Regions from separate parts of the Homo sapiens genome. Here regions 1, 3, 4, 5, 6 and 7 are each linked to region 2. A link is a contact called in ENCODE Hi-C or POLR2A ChIA-PET data. All regions are on one chromosome and are shown on one strand. The core of a region is the stretch at or near the end of the contact, and the rest is flanking DNA. Distances in the headings are between cores, read along the strand shown. Region 1 holds the start of MAPK8IP1 (mitogen-activated protein kinase 8 interacting protein 1). Region 2 holds the start of ATG13 (autophagy related 13). Region 3 holds the start of DDB2 (damage specific DNA binding protein 2). Region 4 holds the start of PSMC3 (proteasome 26S subunit, ATPase 3). Region 5 holds the start of KBTBD4 (kelch repeat and BTB domain containing 4). Region 6 holds the start of CELF1 (CUGBP Elav-like family member 1). Region 7 holds the start of PEX16 (peroxisomal biogenesis factor 16).

Evidence for each region. A loop is a pair of places that touch in the nucleus more often than their neighbours do. ChIA-PET counts read pairs that join two places held with the same protein, here RNA polymerase II (POLR2A). Pooled maps may share reads with other maps.
Region 1: a loop to region 2 is called in a pooled map, with 9 times the contacts of the local background. The contact joins the promoter of MAPK8IP1 here to the promoter of ATG13 in region 2. A Hi-C loop is called at or near these places in 3 of 50 pooled maps. POLR2A ChIA-PET finds 5 or more read pairs at or near these places in 2 of 52 experiments (activated CD4-positive, alpha-beta T cell and activated T-cell).
Region 3: a map of naive thymus-derived CD4-positive, alpha-beta T cell shows a loop between it and region 2 (4-fold over the local background). The contact joins the promoter of DDB2 here to the promoter of ATG13 in region 2. A Hi-C loop is called at or near these places in 1 of 168 maps with a recorded cell type or tissue (naive thymus-derived CD4-positive, alpha-beta T cell), 2 of 37 single-sample maps with no recorded cell type and 8 of 50 pooled maps. POLR2A ChIA-PET finds 5 or more read pairs at or near these places in 3 of 52 experiments (RWPE1, WTC11 and activated naive CD4-positive, alpha-beta T cell).
Region 4: a map of CD8-positive, alpha-beta T cell shows a loop between it and region 2 (27-fold over the local background). The contact joins the promoter of PSMC3 here to the promoter of ATG13 in region 2. A Hi-C loop is called at or near these places in 2 of 168 maps with a recorded cell type or tissue (CD8-positive, alpha-beta T cell and naive thymus-derived CD4-positive, alpha-beta T cell), 2 of 37 single-sample maps with no recorded cell type and 11 of 50 pooled maps. POLR2A ChIA-PET finds 5 or more read pairs at or near these places in 2 of 52 experiments (A673 and CD4-positive, alpha-beta T cell).
Region 5: a pooled map shows a loop between it and region 2 (13-fold over the local background). The contact joins the promoter of KBTBD4 here to the promoter of ATG13 in region 2. A Hi-C loop is called at or near these places in 2 of 37 single-sample maps with no recorded cell type and 7 of 50 pooled maps.
Region 6: a map of naive thymus-derived CD4-positive, alpha-beta T cell shows a loop between it and region 2 (4-fold over the local background). The contact joins the promoter of CELF1 here to the promoter of ATG13 in region 2. A Hi-C loop is called at or near these places in 1 of 168 maps with a recorded cell type or tissue (naive thymus-derived CD4-positive, alpha-beta T cell), 3 of 37 single-sample maps with no recorded cell type and 10 of 50 pooled maps.
Region 7: a loop to region 2 is called in a map of natural killer cell, with 26 times the contacts of the local background. The contact joins the promoter of PEX16 here to the promoter of ATG13 in region 2. A Hi-C loop is called at or near these places in 5 of 168 maps with a recorded cell type or tissue (B cell, CD14-positive monocyte, naive thymus-derived CD4-positive, alpha-beta T cell and 1 more), 1 of 37 single-sample maps with no recorded cell type and 14 of 50 pooled maps. POLR2A ChIA-PET finds 5 or more read pairs at or near these places in 1 of 52 experiments (T-cell).

Annotation. Positions count from the first base shown.
Region 1 is chr11:45,884,260-45,886,959 of GRCh38, forward strand. It overlaps MAPK8IP1 (mitogen-activated protein kinase 8 interacting protein 1), which reads left to right and starts at 1,392. Exons shown (of 12, transcript NM_005456.4): 1 at 1,392-1,662. The coding sequence starts at 1,562. RefSeq lists a silencer at 1,254-1,653.
Region 2 is chr11:46,616,163-46,618,862 of GRCh38, forward strand. It overlaps ATG13 (autophagy related 13), which reads left to right and starts at 1,391. Exons shown (of 19, transcript NM_001346311.2): 1 at 1,391-1,728. It overlaps HARBI1 (harbinger transposase derived 1), which reads right to left and starts at 1,065. Exons shown (of 3, transcript NM_173811.4): 1 at 962-1,065; 2 at 1-219. The coding sequence starts at 75. RefSeq lists an enhancer at 1,198-1,377 and a silencer at 1,357-1,651.
Region 3 is chr11:47,213,625-47,216,340 of GRCh38, forward strand. DDB2 (damage specific DNA binding protein 2) reads left to right here and starts at 1,350. Exons shown (of 10, transcript NM_000107.3): 1 at 1,350-1,639; 2 at 2,712-2,716. The coding sequence starts at 1,513. RefSeq lists enhancers at 1-790, 791-1,626, 833-1,072, 914-2,113, 1,403-1,682 and a silencer at 1,143-1,352.
Region 4 is chr11:47,425,140-47,427,839 of GRCh38, forward strand. It overlaps PSMC3 (proteasome 26S subunit, ATPase 3), which reads right to left and starts at 1,300. Exons shown (of 12, transcript NM_002804.5): 1 at 1,066-1,300; 2 at 728-811; 3 at 1-107. The coding sequence starts at 1,140. RefSeq lists silencers at 927-1,138, 1,409-1,538 and an enhancer at 1,109-1,308.
Region 5 is chr11:47,577,720-47,580,419 of GRCh38, forward strand. KBTBD4 (kelch repeat and BTB domain containing 4) reads right to left here and starts at 1,251. Exons shown (of 4, transcript NM_018095.6): 1 at 1,214-1,251; 2 at 1-309. The coding sequence starts at 1,232. It overlaps NDUFS3 (NADH:ubiquinone oxidoreductase core subunit S3), which reads left to right and starts at 1,355. Exons shown (of 7, transcript NM_004551.3): 1 at 1,355-1,439; 2 at 1,550-1,615. The coding sequence starts at 1,373. RefSeq lists enhancers at 810-1,469, 1,162-1,401, 1,470-2,128.
Region 6 is chr11:47,551,781-47,554,480 of GRCh38, forward strand. CELF1 (CUGBP Elav-like family member 1) reads right to left here and starts at 1,352. Exons shown (of 15, transcript NM_001376376.1): 1 at 1,212-1,352. RefSeq lists enhancers at 1-239, 915-1,590 and silencers at 938-1,027, 1,098-1,627.
Region 7 is chr11:45,916,559-45,919,258 of GRCh38, forward strand. PEX16 (peroxisomal biogenesis factor 16) reads right to left here and starts at 1,319. Exons shown (of 11, transcript NM_004813.4): 1 at 1,142-1,319; 2 at 900-935. The coding sequence starts at 1,253. RefSeq lists enhancers at 375-1,127, 1,074-1,143.

The DNA.
Region 1 (2,700 bases), core at 142-2,641, 730 kb before region 2:
CACGAAAGCTGAGAAAGTAGTGGCCACCCCTCTGGGCCCCAGGGACAGGGAAAAGAGAAGCAGCCATGACCTTTGGCTCTAGGTATTGGGATATTCTCAGGGCTGGTGGTCGGAGGTTGCCTTCTGCACGGAAGGTGCCTCCAGCTCCTTGCTAGGTGCCGCACTGAAGGAAAGGGGCCAGCATGACTGGTCGGCAGTCCAGATTTGCAAATAGGACTCCACGAGTTGTGGCACAGTTTGCTCTGCACGTTTTCTGCCCTGTGGACAGGGTCTCTAGGGTTCTCTCGAGAGACCAGAGAAGCCAATGAGGTTTGACCAGAGGCTCTACGACCCAGCAAAGCTAAGGCCCTAGCCTTGGCAGTCCGTACTCTGAAATAACTCAATCGGGAAACTCAGGGACTTGAAGGCCTGGAAGCCCAGGAATAACACCCTCTCGAGGGAGAGACAATGAGGAAGAAGCCATGGCCAAAGCCTAGCAGGGATGGAGGTGCCAGAGGGAACAGAAACAACCAAAATGATCCCAAGAAGTCAACAGTGGGAGGAGAGGGAAAGGCGCCAAGTCTTAGAATGTGTGTCTGTGGGTGCAGAAGAGGGGTGCTCTGCAGGAAATGCAGTTGAGGCGCTAAGAAGGAGAATGCTGGGAAGGTCCTGGCGAGAGACCGAGAAGCCTGGAGGGCTCAATTCACCACGAGTAGCTGTTTGGGGCTGAAGAGAGATTTGGGTCAATCTTTAGAGAAGACAGCCTCTAGGGAGAGTCTTTGGGAGGGTCCCCTCAAGGTAAAGGGACAGGACTGGGGTGAGGGCTGGATCCCAGCGCAGGAGGTGGAGTGTTTCTGGGTCTCAGGCAACACATTTGTGTTACGTTACATTCTCACAACAACCATGAGAGGGACTGCTATTGTCCCATTTCACAGATAAGAAGACCAAACCTTAGTGCTCTGAAGTCACTAATGCAAGGCCCCACTGCCCAGTCACTTGTGGAGCCAGTGAATTCACACCACCTGACTCCAAACCTGTACACTTTAAGAGCCCACTGACATCCTCTCCTTTCTCTGCCTTCCTCCACGACCCTCCTTTTCCGCCTGCCTTCTTGGTCTCTGCTGCGGGGGGCCAACCTGGACCTTGGGGTCCAGTGTCCTGCCATTAGTCATCTGATACCCGGGCACTAAGCCCAACCGGAGGGACAAAGCCCACACCGGCCACGGGGTGGAGGAGAGTCGATGTCGGATTTAGGGCGGGGCTGAACCAAGCCCAGGGCCGCGGGGGCCGTGGCTTCAGCACCGCGGAGAGCGCCATCTCCGGGGGCGGGGCTGGCGGGGTGGGGGCGGGGCCTGGGCGGGGCGCGCGAGACCCCGGCCGGGTCCCGGGGGCGCGCGCGGGGCGCTCTCGCCAGTCCCGCGGGCCGTGCGCGGTGCTGTGCCGCGCCCTGCCAGACACAGGTGCGCCCGCCTAGCCCGAACTCCGCGGCGGCGGCTGCCCTCTCGCCGCGCCTCCGCCTCCTTCGCAGCCGCCGCCTCCTCCGCGCCGCGCTCCGCCCGGATGGCCAGGGCTGTGCCCGAGAATGGCGGAGCGAGAAAGCGGCGGCCTGGGAGGGGGGGCCGCGTCCCCGCCCGCCGCCTCCCCGTTCCTGGGGCTGCACATCGCTTCGCCTCCCAATTTCAGGTGAGAGTCCCCGGCCGCCGCGCGCCTCGCCCTTCAGCGGGGACTGATCCGCATTGGCTGCCCTGCCCGCCCCCCACCCCAGAACCTCGGGAACCCGGGAACGAAAGGGCTGCGTGGGAGTGGGGTCTCTTCCCGGGACAGAGCCCCCCTCAGAAGCCCCGCCAGCCTCAAGTCCGGACTGGTAGCCGTTGCATGTTCACGAGGCTGTTCCCTCCGCCATTCCTGGTCCTAGGCTGGGAGGTCTGCGCTGGAATTGGAGGAGGGGGCTCGGAGGCCTCCTTCTCCCCAACCTCCGGGCTGCGGCAGGGTCTGGGGTCGGGGTTGCGATCCCGGAGCGGGCAGGCAGGCTGCATCTTAGCCTGTGAATAGAGCTGGGAACAGCCTGGAGGGGCGCGGGTCGCAGTTTCCTGGGGCAACGACATTGTTGGTGCTGGGAGGAGGATGTTTGAGCCCCTCCCCGAGCCCTGCCTGGCCAGATGGGCCTACCTGCCAGGCCTGGCGTGGCCGGGCCCCTCTCTGGATTGGGCAGCACCGACCTAGGCAGGTGTGTCTCTCAGGGCAGGCGCTGAAGGCTCAGCCTCAACCAGGGGAATCCTAGGCCCGGCTGCGGGAAGGGAAGTCGGCTCGGCTCTGGAGTAGCCAGGGCCAGCGAGGGTGTCGAGGGGATCCCTGCTGGGGTAAATACCCAGAACCCTGACCTGAGCTCCTATTCCACCACCCCCACCCCCCAATCTGGTGTTAGGCCCGATGCATTTCAGAGAAGTGAGGGGTGAGTGTTGTGTGGAGGAGGAATAGATGTACCTCCCCCATAATTCTGAACCCTAGTTGGTGGGGAGGAAGAGGCCGAAGTCACTGCTCCCGGCCTAGAGAGGGAGGCTTAGACATACCCCATTGTTTCCCCATCTCGAGAACTGGCGCCTTCCCCTCTCCTGGGGCACCACCCCAGCCAGGCTCCAGCTGGGCTGTGGTGCCAGCCCCTCCTGGGAGCAAGGGGTCACTGGCTCCCAGGTCCTCAGGTGGGCAGAGACCCCTGGGGAT
Region 2 (2,700 bases), core at 141-2,640:
AAAACGGTCCAATGTCCGGTGACCACGGCCATATAGCAAGAGGTCACAGTCAAGCACTGTTATTGGTATAGCCATGGTAAATGTGAATGTTGGCTCTCCTCTTTGCTTTTTCTGAACTGTTCCCAATGAAGATGTTGGTGCAAGAACGTATTTTTAAGAAAGTATCAGAATCCAACAGCTAACCACAGTTAAATGGCTCTGCCATTTATAATCTTCTCTCTGTAAATGTTAAAAGAAAAAACATTAGGAACCTACCAAAGACTTTAAAGTGACTCAAAGGCTGGAGCAGCTCCTTTTCTACAAATTTCCATTTTGTTGAGGCAAAACGTACTGTACTTACAACTCCGGATTTTTCTCCACTAACTCATGGCTGCACGACAGGCTTGCTCTGATTCAAGGATAATGGGAATTCAATCTTTGTGGCTCATTTAATGCTTGGCATTTCAATTGAGAACACCAAAAGAATAATGGAGGTGATGACATAATTATTCACAAGGTAAAAGAGGTCGGCTTCTAACTATATAGGCCAAGAAGCAGCTGACATATGTCATAACCACCTTGGGTAAGAATTGGTCACGGGTTTCATTATCCAAAGACTTCTGGTTTCACCTGACAAATACAGGACAGATGCTGGGGTGTTCAAACCAGTCTAACAAGAAAAGAAGGGGCAAAAAAAAAAAAAAAAAAAAAAAAAAAAAAACAACCAAAGTCCACAACCCAGCCTTATGGACGTACACTGTGTGCTGTAACAAAAGGCTTTTCCCTCACTCCAAGAACTCCAAATCGTGAACCTGAGGGCCAGGAAGTACGGAAGACCAGACACATTGGAAGTCGGGAGCGAAAAAGAGGCTGGCCGAACCAGGTTTGGGAAGCGACTCTGCCACTTTTAAAGGGCACCCTAAAAACGGATGTCAAAGTCTGATTGCGCCGGCCACTCAGTTAGCCCAGGCCCGTCACCCACCTCTCCGCGGCTGCCAGGTTACCAGCCACACTTCCCACCCACCCAGCCGGGTTGGGCCCTCCTCCGGAACCGGCGACTGCACAGAGGCCGCCACGGCGCGCAACAGCGGCACCGCCCCTTCCGCGTCAGCGCCCGCCCCGCGCCGCGCCCTCACTGCCGCTGCCGCGGCTACCTGCGGTTCATCTCCGCACATTCCACACGCGGCCCAAACGGTCTCTCTCTCTCTCTCTCAAACACCGCCTTTCCGTCTTTGTTTTATCTTGAGTAGCTTAGAAAGATTGGAGAAGAAAGCTTACGTGGAATGAAAATCAACTTTTATGGATATTTTGAGGACTAAAAGAATAAATAGGGCGTCCGTACTGTAGCGAAAGTGCGACTAAGGTTAGGCATCTGGATTTCCCCCGTAGCCCTCTTTCACCCCCCCCCCCCGGCCATTACCGAAGCGGATGAAAACAAACACTAACGATGGCGGCGCCGGGAAGCGACCGGCTGCTGGGCTTAAGGCGGGAGTGACCGCTTAACCAGTGAGGGAAGCACTGAAGAGCGCCAGTCGACGTGGGTGCGACAACTCGCGGAGTCTTAGGAGCAAAACGTCTGGGGCCTGCGAGCCAGGACCCTTCTGAAGCCTTAGGTGTCTATCGGCGACGTGTACGGTCACTGCAGCTCCGGAGCGCGGAACCCTCAGCCAGGAGGCGCGGCTGGTCGGTCCCAGGTCCCGGCCTCCGTAATGAGAGCCCGGAACCACTCTTTGTGCCGCAGCTTCGCAGGTACTAACTTTTGCGGGGGATACCCCAAGATCTCTCAGCGCCCCCGGGTGGGAGGCTGTGGATCTGCGGCCCCTTGGCTGCTGCTTCGTGGAAGTAGAAGGGATTAGCCACGGTTCAATCCCCTGGGCCCCTGAGTTTTCTGTGGGAAGTTGAGTTGGTCTAGGCCCCGTTGGCCCCTGCTTGTTTGGCAGAGAATCCCCTCCACCCCAGAGCTTTCCTCTCCACTTTTTCAGCTCCTTGGGTTAGGTCGTCAGGCGTTTTGGAGGTAATTTGGGGGGCCATAACTCCGGGGTTGGGTGCCAATATGAGTGAGGTAGGTTTTCATTCAATCAAGATTTGCTGAGTGCCAAATATGTACTCCGCGTGTAGGTGAGGGTGACTGTTGACTAGTGAAAAAAGGGACCCATGGTTCACGACTGTCTTCTTACTGGCAGTGGAACGACCTGTGGAAACCTGTGATCCATTCTCATTAAATAAATCTCTGGGTAAGTGGCTAAGCACCTTCTTGAGCTCATCACTAATTCTTCCCAGTTTTCACTTTTCCAGTGAGTTCCCAGTTAGCCTGGTCAATTCAGCGTAGCATTTCACTTTTGGTATTTCTTCGTTCTCTGGCCACCCCGCAGCCAAAAAGAAAAAAGAGATTTTAAAAAATTACCTATTTTCTCATTACACTTAGTTTAAAACTCATCTCCTAAGGTGATAGAATTTATTGGACACCTTTAGTGGGAGATGTATTATAATAAGAAACAACAAGCTCTTCCTTTACACTAAATTAGCTTCCAGATTTTGTGTGTTGTTTTATGACTGTTAGTCCTTTTCATGTGTGCATGTAGTGGCTCCAGCTCAATTATGAGGTTTTTTTTTTGTTGTTTTCAACTCTCCATTTATCAGCTCAGGAGAAGTCTTTTAGTTTTTTAGATTTTAAAATTTTTATTATTATTATTAGAGATAAGGTATTGCTGTGTTACCCAA
Region 3 (2,716 bases), core at 100-2,599, 600 kb after region 2:
AGGCAACTTAGGGAGACTCTGTCTCTACAAAAAATGCAAAAATTAGCTGAGTGTTGCGGCGCGCACCTGTAGTCCCAGCTACTCGGGAGGCTGAGGTGGGAGGATCGATGTCCAGGAAGTCCAGCCTGCATTGAGCCCACATCCTGCCACTGCACTCCAGCCTGGGTGACAGAGAGAGGCCCTGTCTCAAAAAAAAAAAAAAAAAAAAGAAAGAGAGAAAGAAAGAAAGAAAAAATAAAAACAGCCAACGACCAAACAAATAAAAGAGCAGTGAGAACCAGACACGGTGGCTCATGCCTGTAATCCCAGCACTTTGGGAGGCAGAGGCAGGAGGATCACTTGAGCCCAGGAGGTCCAGACCAACGTGGGAAACATAGCAAGACCTTGTCTCTACAAAAATAAAAATAAAAAAATTAGGCTTGGGGATACAGGTCTGCAAGCCTACTTGGGAGGCTGAGGTGGGAGGATCAGTGAAACTTGAGGTCAAGGCTGCAGTGAGCTGTGATTACATCACTGCACTCCAGCCTGGGTAACGGAAGAGAGACACTGCCTCTAGGAAAAAAAAAAAAAAAAAAAAAAAAAGGCAAGGAGTTCCAATCATTCTCCCTTCACAGAGAAGCAGCTTGGATTCGATGGGACTGTAGTTTCTGGAATCCGACTGCAAAGCTGACCGCTGGTAGAGCCCAGCTTCTAACTTAGGAAAGGCACTAGCTCTCTACAAAGCCGCCACTCCCCAACTACACCCTGTAGGGACCAGCCAATCCCAAAGCCCGAGCGGGCGTCATCACCAATTGCAAGGCGGGAGACAGAGCCTTGGCTGGCACCGGGCCTCCTCCCCGGACCCGCAGAGGCCTGGCAGCGCCGCGTTTGAGGAGGGTTCGTGTCAGGAAGTCAAGGCTGGATGATCGCTTAAGCCCAGGAGTTAAAGACCGGCCCGGACAACAAAGCGAGACCCCGTCTCTCCAGAAAAAGAAAAAAAGAGAGAGAGAGAGAGAAATTAGCCGGGCGTGGTGGCGTACGCTTGTAGTCCCATCTACTTAGGAGGCTGAGGTGGGAGGATCGCTTGAGCCCAGGAGGTGGAGGCTGCACTGAGCTATGATCGCCCCACTGCCCTCCAGAGTGAGCGACAGAGCCAGACCCTGTTGCTAAAAAAAAAAAAAAAATCCATAAAGCCGGGGACCATCTTTGCTCCAGGGAGGTCAGCTGACCCGGGCTGGCACTGGCCCTGGCGCAGTTCCCGCCCCTCCCGGGAGCGCTGGCACCGCCCCTTGGCACCACCCCCTCCCCGCGCCCCCGCCTTCCAGGAAGGGGCGGGGTCTCCGAGACGGGTGGGGCCGGAGCTCCAAGCTGGTTTGAACAAGCCCTGGGCATGTTTGGCGGGAAGTTGGCTTAGCTCGGCTACCTGTGGCCCCGCAGTTTTGTAGTCCCCGCCTTGTTTCTCCCCAGAGGCCTCTCAATCCTCCCTCCATGATCTTCGCATAGAGCACAGTACCCCTTCACACGGAGGACGCGATGGCTCCCAAGAAACGCCCAGAAACCCAGAAGACCTCCGAGATTGTATTACGCCCCAGGAACAAGAGGAGCAGGAGTCCCCTGGAGCTGGAGCCCGAGGCCAAGAAGCTCTGTGCGAAGGGCTCCGGTACTGCCTGTGCCTGCTGCTTGAATATTTCCGCCTTTTAGGGTGCTCGCGCAGGAGGCTGCAGCGGGGGATGGGTGCTCCGAGGCTCCCGAGGCCCGCGCAGGTCACGGGTGCCTCCGGCTGTGCATTCTACCTGCAGGTCCTTTGACACCAGAGTGTTTAGGTTTCAACACCTCTCCCGCTAGGTAACAGGAAGCAGATGAGCTCCGTAACAACAGACACACGGACTTGTCAGATTCCTTGTTCGTATCAGGGTTCTTGCACAGTTAGGACGGCTTCAGAGAATCCTACCTTTCCTGGCGCTGTGTGTGCTGGATTTCATAGTCACGCTTGTTAGCTGCACGTCCTCGGTGGTCAGTTGTGAGAGCCCCCAATTCCTTCCTCCTTAGAAAGCTCATTCTCTGAGGTTTACTGGGGCTTGAACCTGGGGCTATAAGGAGTTTCGAGACACTCAAAAACGAGCTGGGGCTTGTTAATCAAGTGGTTTTTGTCCATGAGAAGAAAGAATTGGTTGTCAAGACGTCGGACCTATAGTGATTGGGTCCTCAAATACAGTTTGGTGATCAGGAGTTGTTGCTTTATTGCTATTCTAATTTCACTTACCTCCCCAGAAGTAACCTAGTTAAGAGCATTTCCAGGCCTTCCTATTCCTTCTTTTCCTAAACGGTGACTTCTGCCATGCTGCCCTAAAATCTTTTTATTGTGCATTATATGTGATTTATAAAATTGTGACCCAGTCCCATCTCGAGTTTTGCAGCCCAAACTGGGAAGAGTTCTGCATTGTACTTTATCCTTGTGTGTTTCTTTGGCTGGGGTCTCAGGAACCCTGCACGACTGTATTTACTTTCACTTCAGACTTACTGTTTGTGGGAGTGTTTTGGGGAAGGGGCCAAATCCTCACTCATTTTTTTATTTCTGGTGCTCGTTGAGACCACACAGACATGGAAAGGCCGCAGGAGGTGATGAGACAGAGATTAACCGTGCCGAATGAAACAAGGCTTCCTTTCGGGGAATTCAGCAGAAAAACCTTTCGTGAGATTGGAGAGGAAAATATGTCTGTTCTGCTTGGCAGGTCCT
Region 4 (2,700 bases), core at 50-2,549, 810 kb after region 2:
AGGTACGGCAGGGTCTTGTTCACTTTGATTTTCTCACTGTTCTCTTTTATCTTGTCCTTCATGGCTTGGAGCTCATGGGTGACTCTCAACACTTCACTCTTCATGATCTGAGATCAGGAGGGGAGGAGAAGCAAATATAAACCCTGGCACAGCTTATGCTAGAGCCCTGTAACTAGTGAGGTCCAGGGTGCCCAGGGGACCCTCCCGCATCCATTCATCCAGCTCTGAGGCTCTCTGAAGGCAGAGTCTGACTGTGTCCACATCCTGCAGAAGTCAAAAGAGGAGGCCAGTTTGGAAACCTCCTGGTGAAATAGTGGTAGTATTGGAATAAAAGCAGGCCTCCGAGAGAGGCAAACATAGGTTTTAGGTTCTGCCTCATAGTAAGAACTGGGTGCTTTATCGCAGTACAAACCTCTCTGGGCCTGTCTCCTCATCTGTAAAATAGGCATTTTACTAAAAGAAGGATTCTTGAGAGGATTATTCCCAGTTCTCACTGGGAAAGGCAATCTGATAACTTCTCATCTCAGCCCAGGCCTCCCACCACCCCCTACCTGTCTTCTTGTCCCTTTTAAGGCTTAGTTTTCTTTCCTCTCTTCCTGATATGAGGGGGAAGCCCGAGCCCCATGTCTCCCCCAGGGTGCCCGATTAGGAAGTACGAGAGGCGACTCGGATCGCCGGGGCCTGTCCTGTGGGGGCTCCATCGCCCGCACAGGAGCTGTGCGCCCACCTTGATCTCACTGTCCAGCAGCCGTGTGCGCTGGATGATCTCCTCCGTGGACATCTTGAGCACCTCCTCCCCAATTCCATCTTGCTGTAAAAAATTATTTGTTTATTTATATATTTACTTTTACTCAGGACAAGCATCCCTCGTTCTCCGAACCCACTCACAGCCTCAGTTTCCACGCCCATAAAACCAGGATGGAGTCAGGACCCCTGCCCACATCCCAAACAACCCCGTCCCCGGGATCGGGCCAGACCTTGACCCCCAGCCACCTCCTTCCCTCTTGTCAATGGCGTCTCCCTGCGGGCCCCGGTTCCCGGACCGCCAGCTCGCCCGGTGCCCACCTCGGCCTCATCCCACACGGTCGCCATCTTCTCCTGCCGAGTCACTGGACTCTCAATATTCGGCAGCAGATTCATTTCCTGGAGGAGCGGGCAGAAGATGGGACCAGGCGGGAGCCGCAACGGGAGATTAATACCGTCTTTCTTAAAGCCTTCTCTTGACCAGTGGAAAACCTCTCCCCACAAATCCCGACTCTTGACCCGACCAGCTCCGGCCGTGCTGCGGAGCAGCGAATCTGCCTCTCCGATTCCAAAGACCAACCCCTGGCCACAGGCCCCGCCCCCGCGGACCCCGAAACGTTCCCGCCCGCGTCCTATTTTTGCCGGGCGCGAGAGGTGGGGCCGCTATTGGCCGACACGCGCGTTGGGGGCGGGGCCTATGTGTAAAACCGGAAAGGGAGGGAGAAGGGTGGGATCCGCGAGGGCCTTTGGGAAATGTAGTCTTTAATCTGGCCCGTGACAGATGCTTGCGGAGGGGCGCGTTCAAACTCAGACCGTGACCCCGCTAGGAATAAGGGGATTTACACAATGACACTGCCTCCCAATTAATAAACGACATAGGCCAGCCGTGTGCAAAGGGCCAAAAAGGCATGCCACCTCAGTCCGCATTTTTACAATTATTTAAGTACAAGCTGGCCACCCGGAGTTACGGGAGGGAATCATTAACCAGCTTTAAAGAGAAATCGCTGCTGCTCCTAACGTCAGAGCAGGCTTCACGGAATTGTCCACGTGGGAAGAACTCAATTGACCATCAGCCTCTACGATTAAAAACATTATGACTCGGGCCGGGCGCGGTGGCTCACGCCTGTAATCCCAGCACTTTGGGAGGCCGAGGCGGGCGGATCACGAGGTCAGGAGATCGAGACCATCCTGGCTAACACGGTGAAACCCCGTCTCTACTAAATATACAAAAAATTAGCCGGGCGTGGTGGTGGGCGCCCGTAGTCCCAGCTACTCCGGGCTGAGCCAGGAGAATGGCATGAACCTCGGAGGCGGAGCTTGCAGTGAGCCGTGATCGCGCCACTGCACTCCAGCCTGGGCGACAGAGCGAGACTCCGTCTCAAAAAAAATTATGTCTCGTATCTGCAATTGTTTGTTTTCTCTGACCATGGTTAGTAATCTCAGTGAGCAGAGCGGGTCTCCGGATCATGGGAGACTCATTCGTTGTACCCTTGTCGGCTATTTTAAATGATCTCTCCTTATCCTTTGAGGTGAGCCCTGGAGCCCCTTTAAAGGGAACTTCATGTAAGCAACATAGCTTATATTTCAAGTCAAACCATCACAAACACTCTGTTAACCTGATGAAAATCTGTGCAATCGTTGCCTTTTTTTTGTTTGCTTGTTTGTTTTTTGTTTTTTGAGACGGAGTCTCGCTCTGTCGCCCAGGCTGGAATGCAGTGGCGCGGTCTCTCCCTACCGCAACCTCCGCCTCCCGGGTTCAATGGATTCTCCTGCCTCAGCCTCTCAAGTAGCTGGGATTACAGGCACCCACCACCACGCCCAACTAATTTTTGTATTTTTAGTAGAGACAAGGTTTCACCATGTTGACCAGGCTGGTCTCAAACTCCTGGGCGTAAGTGATCTTCCTGCCTCAGCCTCCTAAAGTGTTGGTACTATAGGCATGAACCACTACACCTA
Region 5 (2,700 bases), core at 1-2,500, 960 kb after region 2:
ACTCGCTGACATCCTGCAGCACAATCACCCGGTTGTGGGCCTCCTTCAGGTTGGAAGTGAACATGGATCGGAAGAAGCAGCTCTGAGCTGAGAGGACCAGCCGATGGAGCTGAAACTCCCGGCCTTCCACCGAAATGGTGACATCAGCAAAGAGCTCCTCCTCTAGACACAGTTTCATGATGCCTTGAGCCACACGGCCTGAATGTGACCGATCTTTGAAAGTGTAGTTCACAAAGTAGTTCTCATCCATGGATGCTCCAGGCTCCTCTGGTGATTCCATGCTAGCCAACTTCTCTCTCTGCCAGCTGTCTGCAAAGCAACACCATCTTGAGTAACCTGAGGAATTCACAGCCATAGTCTGTGAATCCAACTGTCCAACTCAGGGAGGGAAAAGGAAGAAGTGAGAGCAAAGTGGGTCCAGATTGGCCTTAGTCCTGGCCCTGTCCATGATGTCCCTGACGCTATCCTTTAACCAAATCTGGGTTCGTTATCCCCAGTGGCGCCCCTCCGCTAATGATATAAATAAAAGTTCCAACTCTGGGTGTTTTCCTGAGAAAACACGGAATAATTCCTTTCCATAATGTTAACAAAAGACTTGGGATTTAGGTCAATATATGAAAGCAAAGGGCTGGGAGAGGCCTGTGATCGTAAAAGCCTTACTAACCAAATAACTGGGGCATAAAACTAGTGAAGCTCAGGGGCAGTAGAATCAGACAAAAAGGACCCCTGGCCCCGGCCTAGTGGCCAGGTCCTCTCCTTCCCAGCGCATGGAGTTAAGACGCTCCATATGAAGCCTAGCCTGGGATATCCGTGGGTCTTACATTTGCTCTCTTCTGAGCTGCTTCCCCCACACTTCCCCGCTCGCTCGAAAGACTCCCTATGGCTGCGTCCCAGAACTTGAGTCCATCCGCCCCCAGGCCGGGGCACTGGGAGGCCCATCACCCTGTGCAATGTCCCCGCTCCACCTTGAGTCGTCTTGGAAACGGTCGCCAGGGAAACCGTTCTTCCCGCTCAGGCCCGCCCGCCCTCGTCAAAAGCTTGGCTCAGAGAGCGGGGGAGGGGTGTGTAGCGTAGAACCCAAAACGCCCGCCCCCTCCCCTCCTCTCACCCGCCTGGTTCTTCAGCGTCCTCGCCTTCTCTCTAGGCTCTGCCACAAGGAGCTAGGACCACGCTCACCTCACGATTTCCCTACCTGCCTGTCTCGCTTTCTCACCTGCGTTCCCTCCTTTCATCCCGGAGCCCGGAACCTCCGCTTCCGGCTCCACGTCCGCCCGGAAGAAGATCTGCTGCACACTTCCGTTTCCGGTCCGTGCCCTTGGGGCTCCGTGTCCTGCTGTCTTTCCGTCCGCTGCCTAGTCTGCATCTGAGTAACATGGCGGCGGCGGCGGTAGCCAGGCTGTGGTGGCGCGGGATCTTGGGGGCCTCGGCGCTGACCAGGGGTGAGCACGGGCAGCCAGCTGAGACCGGGGTCAGGCGCAGCGGCGTGCCCAGTGCAGAGAGCTCCTCAGGGCTCATCCCGCGCGTCTGTGCCTTTTATCTCCCTGTGCAGGGACTGGGCGACCCTCCGTTCTGTTGCTGCCGGTGAGGCGGGAGAGCGCCGGGGCCGACACGCGCCGTGAGTATGTGCGGGCAGCGCTCTTCTCTGAACTATCGGCGGGGCCCCTTAGATGCCTGTCCTTGCCCTAGGATGCCCTTCCCTACGTCCTCCTGGCAAATCTTGGAGATCTGACTTGCAGTGGTCTTCACCCTGCATGCAGAATCGAGCCCTCCCTGTGCCCTTAGGCCTGTTATGGCCCTGATTGTTCCTTGTCCATTTCAATCATCCCCTTTTTGTCTGATTAAACTGTCAGCTCTTTGAAAGCAAGCAATATAACCTTTAGGCCTCAGAGCCCTGTAATAATAGTACCTAGCGTTAATTGAGTGCTTAATGTGTGCCTGGAACCTCGCTAAGCGTTTTAGTGAATGATCTTATTTCGTCCTCACAACAGCCTTATGGGGTAGATAGCATCTTACTCTTCTTACTATAGATCAGGAAACAGTCCAAAGAATTAAACTGCCCAGGGTCAAAGACCTAGTGAATGACAAAGTAGGCCTGCCTGCTGCCAGAGGCAGAAACACCTAACCATTATTCTGTAGCTTGTGATGTGTGATTGCTCAGTGGTTTAGGGTTGCATGAATGAGTATGTACATATTATGTTACAGTCAAGATACACGGACTGGGAGTTAGGAGACCTGGCATTTCTCCTTTCCTGGGTTTTCTCATTGACACACACACACACACACACACACACACACACACACACACACACACCTGGGCCTCAGTTTTCTCATTGACACACACACACACACACACTTTTAAGGAGAGAGAGAGTCTGTGAGGGATCTTCAAGCCCTGAAGTTCTTAGCTTGAGAACCTGGTATAAACTTGCGTGCTAAGGAGCTACAGAGAGGCAAAAGTTCAGTTCCCATCCTCAAACAGCTCTTAGTCTGACAGGAGAACTGAGACTACTGCTTTAGCAGAAATGCAGGCAATGTGAGGGAAGAACTGTGGAGTAATTTTGAGAAGAGGTGAACACCCCAGCTGCTATAGTAAGAGTCTTTCTGAGGACCGTGTAGTTAAGGTGGCACTTTCCCCAAGTTTTCATCACTGTATTCCCTAGAAGGGAAACCTTTCACATGCACCTTTCTCAAGGTGCTTCA
Region 6 (2,700 bases), core at 102-2,601, 940 kb after region 2:
AGGCGGGTGGATCACCCGAGGTCAGGAGTTCGAGACCATCCAGCCTGATCAACATGGTGAAACCCCGTCTATACTAAAAATACGAAAATTAGCCAGGCCTGGTGGCACATGCCTGTAATCCCAGCTACTTGGGAGGCTGAGGCAGGAGAATTGCTTGAACCTGGGGAGGTTGCAGTGAGCCGAGATAGCGCCACTGCACTCCAGCCTAAGCAACAAGAGCGAAACTCCGTCTTAAAAAAAAAAAAAAAAAAGATGAAGTTCTTGTAAAAGATTCATTATTTGTAACCTCTTACACTGCACACATTATAAAGCATTTCATGCTCTTTAAAACTGTTATACAGCCTTTTTACTCGAAGGTAATAAACCTACAGCTCTCTCCTGGCGAGAAAGAGATTCCATTTTGCGGAAACAGATTCCAGTCAAAATCTTACCACATTCCCCTCAACTATGGGTATGAGCCTAAACCAATGAGAAGCTCCTTGGTGCATGTGTAATGGTCTCCAAGAATTACAACAACATCCTACCCGGAGGACCACAACCACGACACCACTGGCTTTAAAATCAAAGCCTGGTCCCTAGCGAAGAAAGCGCTTTAATGTGCTCCTCCCGCTCCCGGGTGCGAGATTCCTGCCCAGCTACTAGGCCACGACTGGGTGAGCACCTGATGTGGGGGGAGGGCGAGCCAAGGCCGTAGCGGATCTGGGGCGAGGAACGAGGGGCTCTCGAGGCTCGGGAAAAGCGCTGCCTTCTAGGGGCGCGGACCCTTCGGCACCCACAGGAGTGGACACTAAGAACACGTGAGACGACAGGGGCAGAGATGGGGTGTCCCGGGCAGGTAGCCTGGGTCCAGCACGGCAGCCAGAAAGACGAGGAAAACGGAGCTGGCCCTGGGCAGGGCACGAGGCCTCTGAGCCTAGAGAGTGAAGGTAAAGGGCGCGGGGAGAGGAAGCAAAGCCACGAGGAGGGCGGGTCTCCCTGGGCGCGGGGGCACGCGCTGGGCAAACGCGACAGGACCCGGGGAGCCGGGGACCCCGACATGCAGGAGGAGATCGCAGCCCTACCCCAGGACGCAGGGAACGAGAAAAGGCCGCGCCCGGAGGGCCCTGTGACCCGCGGCCTCCCTAACCGGACCCGCCCCGCGGCGCCTCCCTCTTGCCTTTTTTCCCCTCCCTCCCTCCCGCGGCCCGTTATCCTGCGGCCGCAGCACTCACCAGCGGCTGCACCTGAGCCTGCCGCTGCCTCAGTTGCTGCCTGCGCCTCCGCAGCCGCCGCCGCCGCCTCGCTGCTGAGGCCGAATCCCGGGGGAGCCTCCGCGTCCCGCCGCCGCTGCCGCTGCCGCCAGAGCAGAACACCCCAAAATGGCGGCACTTCCGGCACCTACCACCGGCGGGGAGGGCAGAGGAGGAGGGGGAGCGCGGCGAGGGGGAACGTATCACCGCGGCGCCGCCCGCAGCGCCGATGCGAGCGGAGCGCGGCGTAGGGGCGGGCCGAGCGCCGGGCGCTGCAGCGCCCCCTCGGGCTGGGAAGTGGAGGAGCAGCCGCACCTAAGCCCCTGGGGCCGCGGGCGGAGCCCTCAACCTAGGGAGCTGCAGGGGCGCATCTCTTTGTCTCCGATCCCTACTGGAGGGAAGAGCCAGGCCTGGGAATCTGAAGTTCTCGACTCCGCCCATCGCACCCACAGGAGCTCTAGATGACCCTGGTGGGCAAGGAGGCACCCCTACTGGGCACTGAATAGGAGCATAATAAGATATTTGTTGAATAAATGGATGAGTGAGTGACTGGTGCTTGGCCAGCGTTGGGCACATGGCACGCCCCTTTTTGCCCCAGCAGACAAGCAACAGCATCCAGGCCTTCCTTCTTTGCTGGGATGTGAATATGTGTGTTCCAAGTGCAGGGAGTGCTTTTTAGCAAGATAATCAGTGTGAACGCACAACCTGGCAACGATCGCTGCGACATAAGGAAGTTCACAAAGATTCTATTAAGAGACCGATTGCCCAGCCATAACCTGCTTTTACCGAAAAAAAAATATATATATATATTTTTTTTTCTTAACTCAGGTTAGGTCTCTAAAGACTTCCTCCTGAGTTACTCTGGAATCCCTGGGTCTAGATGGAACGCAAGCAGTACAATTTGTTGTTGTTGTTGTTGTTGTTTAAGCCAACATTTATTCCTAGGTTCCAGACCTTGTGAGGCAGTTAAATGCAGATTAAGAAAGAAAACTTTGTTCTGGAAGCTTTTGGCCCCATCAACATGCAAATAACTCATGGGATGGTTTCTCTCTAACATCATCTGGCTTCCCAGAGAATATAATTTTTATACCCACAAATACTGATTATATCCTACCTTACCACAAACAACAAGTGGGCTTCCAAGCAGAAGCCTCAAGGGTTTTCCTCTTTCGCCTTTGGGGGGGAAAAAAACTAACCAGAGTTTTTCTGGTACCATATAGTCCTTAAATTGTACATGATCATATTCCCTAATTGTACTGGGTAGTTTTATATACATTCATAATGCTGATATATGATCTTGTTCTTGTTAATAGTTTTATGTGTAGTTGACTGAAAACATCCTATATTTATAGACCATTATAGCTTACAGAATGTTGTCACAAATATTACCATATATTTGCTGCTATAGGTTGTAGAAATGTTTCAAGCAGAGAGTCTGTCTCCTTTTGTGCTCCATAGAATCATGTGGATA
Region 7 (2,700 bases), core at 69-2,568, 700 kb before region 2:
TCATCCAGCTGCCCACAACTGCCCATCGCTCTCTGAACTGCCACAGATACACGGTCCCACCTCCTGGCCCTTTCTCTCTTGGCAGCCTGTTCCTGAGGGTCTATTCCACCTCCACTTTTCTTTTTTCTGAGTCGGAGTTTCACTCTTGTTGCCCAGGCTGGAGTGCAATGGCACAATCTCGGCTCACTGCAACCTCTGCCTCCCAGGTTCAAGCAATTCTCCTGCCTCAGCCTCTCAAGTAGCTGGGACTACAGGCACCTGCTACCATGCCCAGCTAATTTTTGTATTTTTAGTAGAGATGGGGTTTCACCATGTTGGCCAGGCTGGTCTCGAACTCCTGACCTCACGTGATCCACCTGCCTCTGCCTCCCAAAGTGCTGGGATTACAAGTGTGAGCCACTGCACCTGGCCTCACCTCTGCTTTTCAAAACCCAGTGCATTCTTTCAGGACTGTGACAGCAGTCACTGGGCAAACACTCTTGAGGTAGTTACAATCTGGGAATCCTGGAATCTGGGAGATCTAGACTTGAATCTTGGTTCTGGGACCATCAGTGACTGTTCTCTAACCTCACTGAGCTTCTTCCTTAAATGGACAGTGATGACAATAAGTACCACTTAATATGACTGTAGGGAGGATTAACAAGTAAAGGTAAGAAAGGCACTTAGTCCAGCGCCTGGCCAGTAGTGAATACTCAGATAAGGTCCCCAGACGTGTCTCTTGACTTAGGGACATGGAGGGCCCAGGACAATGAACAACAGACCTTGTGCCGATTCAGTCATAGCACAAGGTGTCTAACGGGCAGCCCAGGTCCTCGGGCTGGGGTGCTCACCCTCTCTGGGGAACTCACCAGGGGCCAGGCAGCCGATCCCCCATCCCCCACCCCCAGAGCCCGGCTCACCCAGCTCTGACAGCTCGTGCGAATCGGCGAATCGACCTGGGGAGAGGGTACAGAAGGAGGTGTGAGTGAGCATCTGCCTCACATTTCGTCTTCGGGTCCCGGAAATCCCCTCCCTACGCCCTTTGGGAACCTGGACGGGTCTTCTCAAGCACAGCGATCACTACCCTGACTCCGCAGGGAAGGGGGCCACTGGGGTCATAGGTCAGGGCCCAGAAGGAACTGATCAAAGGTCAGGGTGGCACCTGCCAGCAGGTAACTGAAGCCCCGCACTGCTGTCTCCAGCTGGGCCGTGGCGGCCGGGTGACGAGTCACGTACTCCTGGTAGCGGAGGCCCAGGAGCCGCAGCTTCTCCATCCTGCCCTCGGCACCGACAGACCCACAGAAGGACCGTACGACAGGCTGCGGCGCCCTGCTTCCTGCGCCCTCCTTCCTGCTTCCGGTCTTAGGCCCGCCTCTTGGTTGCTTAACTTCCGCGGGCCAGAAGGCTGAGGACTTGAAGAACCGGTGAACCACCCTTCACCCCATCTCTTGAACCGCTTCCCACTCGGGTAGCCCTTAGCAACTGAGGGCCCAAACCCGGCCCCCTACTCCCTCAAGTCATTGGTTAGCACGCTCTCCGCCCCTGACCCGCCCAGCGCCGTCAGCACCCAGCTCTTCCGTTTACCGGGTTGGCTGCCCTTGCGCCTGCGCAGTTAAAGCTCCGGTAAAGCCGGGCGGCAGTCAGAGCAGTTCATTCTAGAGAAGGGAGCTGGAGCCCCGAGTCTTTCCAATGGAACGCCGAGAGACTCGAACGGCAGGGCCGGATTTTAAAGGGCTGAGAGATAGCGGGTGCTTGAAAAAAGGAGCCTCGATCAGATTTGGGGAGGTGCGGGGCGTCTAAATACAGTTGCACTGTGTCTCAGCAGGCGCGCGTTCGGCCAGTATCCCCATCTCCGTTTCCTCAACAAAGGTAGTGCTGGGGAAACTGAGGCAGTAAGGAGTCCAGCCCTCTAGTGCCGTCTCGATCCCCTAGACAGCACAGTTAGTGCTCCGGCTTCGGCCTCAGCTCCCGTATGGACTGTGCCCCCCAAAGGGCTCGCGCCTGCATTCCCACATACGCGAAGAAAGCCCTGGCCCGGGCTTCTCTCGGCTCGGTGGCCCTTGGGCGGGAGTATCCCTTCTCTGGGTCTCGGATTTCCCGATCTGTAAAATGGTTTGAGGGCAGACTTGATCCTTGAACTCAGAATCGATCTCAGCTTTCTGGCCCTCGGACGCACCTCGCAGTCCTCAGCTGCGCCCCCAAGGGAAGGGGAGACCCCTGGGGAGTATCTTCCCAAACCAAGCAGCCTCCCTGGAACGGGTGGCACCGGGAGATCTGCGGCGAGTGGTGGAGGGAACGGGCGCTCTGGGGAGGTAGCGCTGATTGGCTGCGGGGAAAGGGGCGTGACATGGGTGGAGCCGTGGGCCAGTGGCCTGAGGGAGCGGGCCAGCGGATTTATGGTACCCTGAGAATAGTAATACATTATTTTACCTAATCCTCTCCACCAGATATCTCCAGATGAAGAAAGCATCCTTTTAAGAACGCCCAGCCAAAATTTGAGTGTTGGTCTTTTCTGACCTCAGAGACTAGGCGGTTTTTTTTAATTCATTTTTTTTAACTTTAATTTTATTTTTAGAGACCAGGTCTAAGCATCACACCTCACCAGGAAACCACAACCTTCCTTCCACTCCCTCACTCCACCCTACTCCACAGCTTAGTTTTCTTCTCTATCAGGTGGGGGATTAAAGCTGCCCTCTTCTCACATCAAAGAACGAAGACCCA